Regions from separate parts of the Homo sapiens genome. Here region 1 is linked to region 2. A link is an interaction called in ENCODE POLR2A ChIA-PET data of the cell type or tissue named here. Cell type or tissue: GM12878. All regions are shown on one strand.

Region 1 (4,000 bases), 240 kb after region 2:
ACCTCGGCCTCCTAAAATACAAACTGGTTTTTAAAGAAAAACCATTACTAAAAATTAAGTTATATAAATTTGCAAATAAAAAATTGTTTTAAAGACAGAGGTAATAAATAAATTCATCTTGTCCTAATTATTTTACTACATTTTATTTTCTAAGCTCTTGGGGCTATCTTTATCTATTGTAGCTATATGATAGTGGTGTGCTACTGTGCATATGTTCCCAACTCCATATTCAGGGACATCAGGCTGGTGGCTTGAAAGTGGCCATGGTGGGAATATTTATATCATAAAAATCAGCAAACACTACAAAATAGGACTTTTTCTTTCTGGAAAGCCAGCTGCTAAACATGCGCCAGCATACCAATGGACACTGATTAAGTGCTAAAATAGAGACACACTGCGGGGTTATAAGAGCAAGTATAAGTACGAGACTAAAGAGGTTAAGTAACTTGCCCAGAAACCAACAGCTAAAAGCATCTCAGTTCAAGCCCAGAACTCTAATAGCCTCCTGACTGGTTTCCTTATCTCTCTTTAGTGTCTCCTTAGTCCACTCTCCCACATACCATGTCGCCGCATGCACCTTCCTCAAATCCAGAGCTCAGGTTAACTATCACCCCAACACAAAATCCCCAAAAGCCTACAGGACAGCCTGAGGTTGACCCTAATCTTGTCCCATTCTACTTATTCAGCTTTCTTCCCATTGCCACCTGGTGTCCAAATGTTCTGCTACTCTAGAAGGACATCCTCCCCACTGGAGAAGGCAAAATTCTGAGATGGCCCCCAAGATTCCTGCCCCCTGGTGTACACATCCTGTATAATCCCCTCCTCTTGAGCATGGGCAGGACCTGTAAATACGATGGAGGCCCTCCTCTCATAATTAGGTTACATTAAGTGGCAGAAGAGAAGGTATTTCACAGATGTAATTAAGGTCCCAAATCAGTTGAATCAAATGAGAGACTATTCTGGGTGGGCCTGACCTAATCAGATGAACCCCTTAAAAGAGGATCTAGGCCAGGCATGGTGGCTCATGCCTCTAATCCCAGCACTTTGGGAGGCTGAGGTGGGCAGATCACTTGGGGCCAGGAGTTTGCGAACAGCCTGGCAAACATGGAGAAACTCCGTCTCTACTAAAAATACAAAAAAAATGGCTGAGCGCGGTGCCTCACGCCTATAATCCCAGAACTTTGGGAGGCTGAGGCGGGTGGATCACCTGAAGTCAGGAGTTCGAGACCAGCCTGGCCAATACGGTGAAACCCCGTTTCTACTAAAACTACAAAAATTAGCTGGGTGTGGTGGTGCACACCTGTAGTCCCAGCTACTTGGGAGGCTGAGGCAGAAGAATCACTTGAACCCAGGACGCGGAGGTTGCAGTGAGCTGAGATCATGTCACTGCACTCCAGTCTGGGTGACAGAGTGAGACTCCGTCTCAAAAAAAAAAAAAAAAGGATCTAGAGGTCAGACTCTCCCTTCCTGATGGCCTCTAAGAAGTGAGCCACCATGAGCTCTAGAAATAAATTCTGCCAACAACATGTGAGCTTGGGAGCGGCCCCCAAGTCTTGTATGAATGACTGACTCCTTGACTGCTTAGCAGAAGAGCCAGCTAAGCCACGCTTGGACTCCTGACTCACAGAAACTTTGAGACAATAAACAGCTGTTTAAGTTGCTAAGTCTGTGGTAATTAGTTACAGACACAGAAAACTAACATCTAATAGTTGTCTACTTAAAAAAAATCTGAATTAACAATCAAGGCCTTGTTCATACCTTATCTCTTTCCTTATGGCTTCTTTGGTCTCTTTAGCCCCTATTCACCTTTACATTTTCAATTTCTGCAACCCTTATAATTTGTATACCACTCTTTAGTCCTAAACCACACAACACTTTGCAATGTTGGCTAACTGCTTTCAATTTTTGAACCACGTTTGATTCTGCTGACTCTTTCCATTTCTTCAGTGCTTTGTACAATATGGTAAGTACCCAAAAGAAGCTTAGAGATCAGCTATCAGAAATACCTCTCATTATCTATTTGGTGACCCTATTATTTATTCACTTCTGAAAGTGAGGTATACACAAAAGACTACTGAACAGTTTCCTGATTGGTTTGTGAGGTTATATATGCATTGTGGGGCACATATGCACATAAATGCATTTGCATTCTACCAGTCACCCTTGGTTCAAAATTAACACTAAAAGATAGAAATTGATCATAGCGGTACTTACACTTCCCTTCTCCCTCATTTTTTCTGTTTCTTTCCAGTTTCTTCTGACTTTTCCTTTCCTGTCTTAGCTATACTTGCCTTTGCTCTCTCTACTCCTCTGCCACCAATGTATATCTTTCTTTCCATCTCTTTTCTCCCCATAACCCATTTTTCCTTCTACTTAATTTTCCTCTTCTCTTTTCTCTATTCATCTCCTACAATTTTCCAATCAATATAAACTACATGCAGTTCTCTTTTATCAGCTTTTTAAAAATTTTAATGCTTAGAGATGGGGGTCTCACTATGTTGCCCAGGCTGCAGTGCAGCGGCTACTAGCAGGTGTGATCATACAACACTGCAGCCTCAATTCCTGGCCTCAAGTAATCCTCCTGCCTCAGCCCACTGAGTAGCTGGGACGATAGGCATGCGCCACTGCACCAGGCCAGTTCTCTTTCATTTATGCAGCGCCTGGACTTCATCCATGTTTAGCTAGCCTCTGCTCAACCACATAGAACATAGTTCTTTCCAACTTTCTTTCCCACCGAAGTATCTACTACAAAATTTTGTCAAAACCACTAAAGTAATAAAGAAAATAGGAAGGCTAATTTTTTGAATTGAACAAGTGAGTGGACTGAGATCATTTTAAGGACTCATGGAAGAAGTGAGTTCTTAGAAAAAGATCAGGGTCAACTGTCGAGTCTTCCAGATTGGGGAAATAACACATGCAACTAGTTACACTTTCTTTTTTTTCTTAAGCCAGTAAGAACCCCAGATATTAGAATCCATCTATTTTACAAGTGAAGAAATTGAGGCCCATGGAGGTTAAGCGATTAGCTCAATGTCATCCAGTTAGTTACTGGCAGAACTGGGGTTAGAAATGAGATTTCTCACGTTTCCAATATATCGTACCCACCTCCCAGTCGGTCATTCTGTGTGCAAGGACCTGGTGACTGATGCAGAGCGAAAAGAAGCATAATCAAAACAAACTGGGCAAAAGGAAATTTATGGAATGGAACTTACTGGAGCCACTGAACTTGAAAGGTCATGTTTGCATATGTATAATCCCATTTAAGAACATAGTTCTGATTTTGGACACTGACTTCTATATTTTCTGGTGGAGGTAGTTCATTTTCAACTAGAAGCCAAAGAACAGATAAAAAAAAGCACACATTTTTACTCAAGTGAGATAACTGGCAAGAAGATAAAGGCTCGCATTTTATCATTATAAGGTAATAGTTAAATATGGTTTGTATTCACACTATGTAATACTATGCAGCCATTTGAAAGACTACAGGCCGGGCGCAGTGGCTCACACCTGTAATCCCAGAACTTTGGGAGGCTGAGGTGGATGGATCACCTGAGGTCAGGAGTTCGAGACGCGCCTGGCCAACATGGTGAAACCCCATTTCTACTAAAAATACAAAAATTAGCCAGGCATGATGGCACACGCCTGTAATCCCAGCTACTCGGGAGGCTGAGGCAGGAGAATCGCTTGAAGCTGGGAGGCAGAGGTTGCGGTGAGCCGAGATTGAGCCACTGCACTCCATTCTGGGCAAGAGAGTGAGACTCTGTCTCAAAAATAAATAAATAAATAAATAAATAAATAAATAAATAAGTAAAAAAGAAAGAATGCAATAGATGGCTAAGATCAAATGAAGAACGTAATAGATCTGTATTGAGTGATATAGAATATCCCCAACACACTGGGTTAAGTAAGCAAGCTGTAAAATACTTCTAGTAAGATTTTATTTTGTAATTTTAAAAAACAAAACCCAAGAAACTGTGGGTCTGTGTATATGCTTACATAA
Region 2 (4,000 bases):
AGGATTACCCTGAAAAAGGTCTTGGTATATTATACATCTTTTCAATAAATAGATTAGGATGATTTGTGATTTGCCGTATCAGTGTTTACTGGCTACTTTTAAAACAGCCTTTTGGAGAGAGGGTTGGATGTAGTGTTACCTACACACACATGCCCACCCCTATTCCTCATGATAAAAAAGGTAGTCATTGTCCTTAAGGATGGTAGAAACAGGAAAATGTTCCCATCTATGTTTAAATGTTCTGATACTACGGCTTACCATTACATCTGGCTCAAATAAGGATAAACTATGTTTTCGTTCCTATAACAATTATTAATGCTTTCCTATAGAAAGCAATAAAGATTCTTAGACCTAAGTGTTTGGTAAAGATTGTCTTTAATAAAATTCTCTATTTCTCAATGGGCAAAAACTGCCCACTGTCACCTTTGGATTTTAGGATCCCAAACTCTCCTCTGAGCTCCGTTGTACCTTCCAGCAGAGCCTTATCTATTGGCTCCACCCTGCTTTGTCTTGGCTACCACTGTTCCCTCGTATTGGAGCTGATAGAAAAATGGCTGGAAAGACAAGTCCTTGGTCAAATGATGCAACCCTGCAGCATGTTTTAATGAGTGACTGGTAAGATTAGTAAGAGAAACTTGTATAATTCAATAGTGAATTTTATTTTAGCAGCATTCTCTATCATATTTGTGACTGGATACGTTAATGGCAGAAGGGTATCTAGATCCTTGTGAATTTTATCTGAACCTATTAATAACCAACATATAAACTGTTTACTTTTTTTTTTTTTAGCTGTTACTCATTCTTTACCCAATTGTGGTAGAATGTATATAAGTGTTGGTTAAATATATACAGACAGGCAGGCCGGGTGTGGTGGCTCACGCCTGTAATCCCAGCACTTTGGGAGGCCGAGGCAGGCGGATCACAAGGTCAGGAGATTGAGACCATCCTGGCTAACACGGTGAAACCCTGTCTCTACTAAAAATACAAAAAAAATTAGCCTGGTGTGGTGGCGGGTGCCTATAGTCACAGCTACTCGGGAGGCTGAGGCAGGAGAATGGCATGAACCTGGGAGGCAGAGCTTGCAGTGAGCCGAGATCGCGCCACTGCACTCCAGCCTGGGCGACAGAGCGAAACTCCGTCTCAAAAAAAAAAAAAAAGTATATATATATATATATATATATATATATATAAACACGCAGCCCTAATTCTTTAATGCTACTTCTTGTCAGTCTCTGCTTCCTTTTTTAGCAGCAGCTCAGAGAAAGTCAGCAGGCAATTCTCAATTAAGTTTTGTTTAAAGAAAAAATAAGTGTTTAAGTGGTATACACTATTTGTTAAAGTATTGAGAAGTCATCAGCGAGTCCTCATAACCAATTTCAGTCCTTTAAAGCTAAGTCATACGTAACCACAAAAATTAAAACCATTATCTAAAATATTTGTGTTGTGTTTTAAACCAGGTATCAAACTGAATTATTCAGAATTATAAACATTGCATTAAATGTTTAATAATACCTTAAGAAAATTTTTTTACTTCATAGGTCTGTGAGCTTTACTTCTCTATATAATTTGCTGAAGACAAAACTTTGCCCCTATTTCTACGTTTGTACCTATCAGTTTACTGTCCTGTTCCGAGCAGCAGGATTAGCTGGAAGTGACTTAATCACAGCTCTCATATCTCCAACAACTCGAGGTTTAAGAGAAGCTATGAGAAATGAAGGTAAAAGTTTAGGTTTAAAGTGAGAATACTATACTATATAGTAAACCTATTTTGGCCTAAAAGCTATTTAAATTTAAAATGCCTTTTACCAGTTGATTAGCAACATTAAGAAATATATTATTTCTTTATTTCTGGCTTTTTTTCCCTCCCCCACAATTATTTAATCCAGCAGTCCGCAAACTTTTTGGCACTAGGGATCAGTTTCATGGGCAGTGAGGAGGATGGTTTCGGGATGAAACTGTTACACATCAGATGATCATTCTTTTTTTTTTTTTTTTTTTTTTTTTGAGATGGAGACTCGCTCTGTCACCCAGGCTAGAATGCAGTGGTGCAATCTCGGCTCACTGCAAGCTCCGCCTCCTGGGTTCAGGCCATTCTCCTGCCTCAGCCTCCCGAGTAGCTGGGACTACAGGTGCCTGCAACCATGCCCGGCTAATTTTTTGTATTTTTAGTAGAGACGGGGTTTCACCGTGTTAGCCAGGACGATCTCGATCTCCTGACCTCGTGATCCGCCCGCCTCGGCCTCCCAAAGTGCTGGGCTTACAGGCGTGAGCCACCGCGCCCGGACAAGATCATCATTCTTATAAGGAGGGCACAACCTAGATGCCTCACATGCACAGTTCACAGTAGGATTCGTGCCCCTGTGAGAATCTAATGCGACCACTGATGTGACAGGAGATGGAGCTCAGGCAGTAATGTTCACTCGACAGTCGCTCACCTCCTGCTGTGCAGCCCGGTTTCTAACAGGCCACAGGCCAGTACCAGTCCACAGTCCAGGGGTTGGGGACTCCTGATTTAAACTGTTCCTTCCACATAGTGTTCTCTGATCTCTAAAATAAAACACATATTGGGCCAGATAGTCACTATCTGAATATACTCTTCTAGAAATTCTTCTATAGTACCAATTACCCCTTTAATAACAAAATTTTCAAACTGAGTAAACCCATTAGTGGATCATGAAATCTACTTAATGGGCCCAATCAGTACTTTTTCAAAAAGTGAACTGGAATACAATATGATTTATGAAAGAGTGTTACATGTATGTGTTGTTTCCCGAACCTCTTTCAAGGAGAATACGTTTTATGCATGTTTGTAGGTTTGTGAAGAAAGCTTGAAAACTCTACTGCCTTAATAGATCATTTGTAAAAACTAACATTTCAAATTTTTTACACTCTAAAAGTACAGCATGCCTGTTAAATACTTTAAATGACAACTCAGTTACATTTTTGTTCCTCATATAGGTATTGAATTTTCTCTGCCTTTAATAAAAGAAAGTGGCCATAAGAAGGAGACAGCATCTGGAACAAGCTTGGGATATGGGGAGTATGTGATTAAAATAACTTTATATCATCCACTGACTTATGGACTCATGAAATAGATTTGCACAGGAACAGCTTGTGAAATAGGGACTCTAACTGTAGCAATTTCCTAGGGAGCAAGCCATCAGTGATGAGGATGAAGAGGAAAGTTTTTCCTGGCTGGAAGAGATGGGTGTGCAAGATAAAATTAAAAAGCCAGACATACTTTCTATCAAGCTGTATCCTTTCAGTTGTTGTTAACTAGAATTAATTTTCATTGAATGACGTTAGTGAGAAGTTTAACATTGGCAGTTTTATATGATTATAATCTTAAATTATCTTCAGGTCATATTAAAACTAATTCTCCATTGTAATACTAAATAAGCCCCTAAGTATCAACAAATGGTGAACTATTAAACCTTTTTTAATCAAAACGTTCAATTATGATTGTGGGAGAATAGGTGTGTTTTGACTAGAGAAGAAATTAGGTTTAGGTGTCAGTTTGTAGCAAATTCAGATTGTTAACATTTTGATTGAAACATATGCCTTATGATTCGGTAAAGAGAGGTAGCAAGAGGATTTCCATTTCATTATGGAGAAAAGGAGTCTCAGGTGATTCAGAATCAAGATAACTGCTTTCCACATTAGGTGAGATTTGCTTTTGCAATTTCCTTGATTGTCATCTTCAGGCGTAAAGAGAAACATGAAGTACAAATGGATCACAGACCTGAATCTGTTGTGTTGGTAAAAGGAATCAACACCTTTACATTGCTCAATTTTTTGATTAACTCTAAGAGTTTAGTTGCTACCTCAGGTCCACAGGCAGGACTTCCTCCAACCCTCTTGTCCCCTGTTGCTTTCCGAGGTGCCACAATGCAAATGCTTAAGGTAATAAAAGTCTGCATAACCTAGCTTTTAAGAAGTACTTTACTTTGATAGGATAAATTCTTGATTTAAAAAAAAACCTCCTAGCATTTTTACTTGG

Evidence for each region. ChIA-PET counts read pairs that join two places held together with the same protein. Peaks named below come from ENCODE experiments on the same cell type or tissue, not always from the same donor. Only the 100,000 strongest peaks of a DNase experiment are listed, where the experiment ranks them.
Region 1: POLR2A ChIA-PET joins it to region 2 with 8 read pairs; 4 of 35 experiments call an interaction of 5 or more read pairs at or near these places.

What each region holds. Positions count from the first base shown.
Region 1 is chr21:33,344,573-33,348,572 of GRCh38, reverse strand. It overlaps IFNAR1 (interferon alpha and beta receptor subunit 1), which reads right to left. Exons shown (of 11, transcript NM_000629.3): 6 at 3,213-3,327. Among named protein-coding and RNA genes, the nearest start is that of IFNAR1, 22 kb to the right of the region's middle. In GM12878, no CTCF peak of the experiment used is centred here; no DNase peak of the experiment used is centred here; H3K27ac peaks cover 188 bases.
Region 2 is chr21:33,581,205-33,585,204 of GRCh38, reverse strand. DONSON (DNA replication fork stabilization factor DONSON) reads left to right here. Exons shown (of 10, transcript NM_017613.4): 4 at 437-615; 5 at 1,539-1,717; 6 at 2,959-3,040; 7 at 3,150-3,254; 8 at 3,705-3,903. Among named protein-coding and RNA genes, the nearest start is that of DONSON, 5.5 kb to the left of the region's middle. In GM12878, no CTCF peak of the experiment used is centred here; no DNase peak of the experiment used is centred here.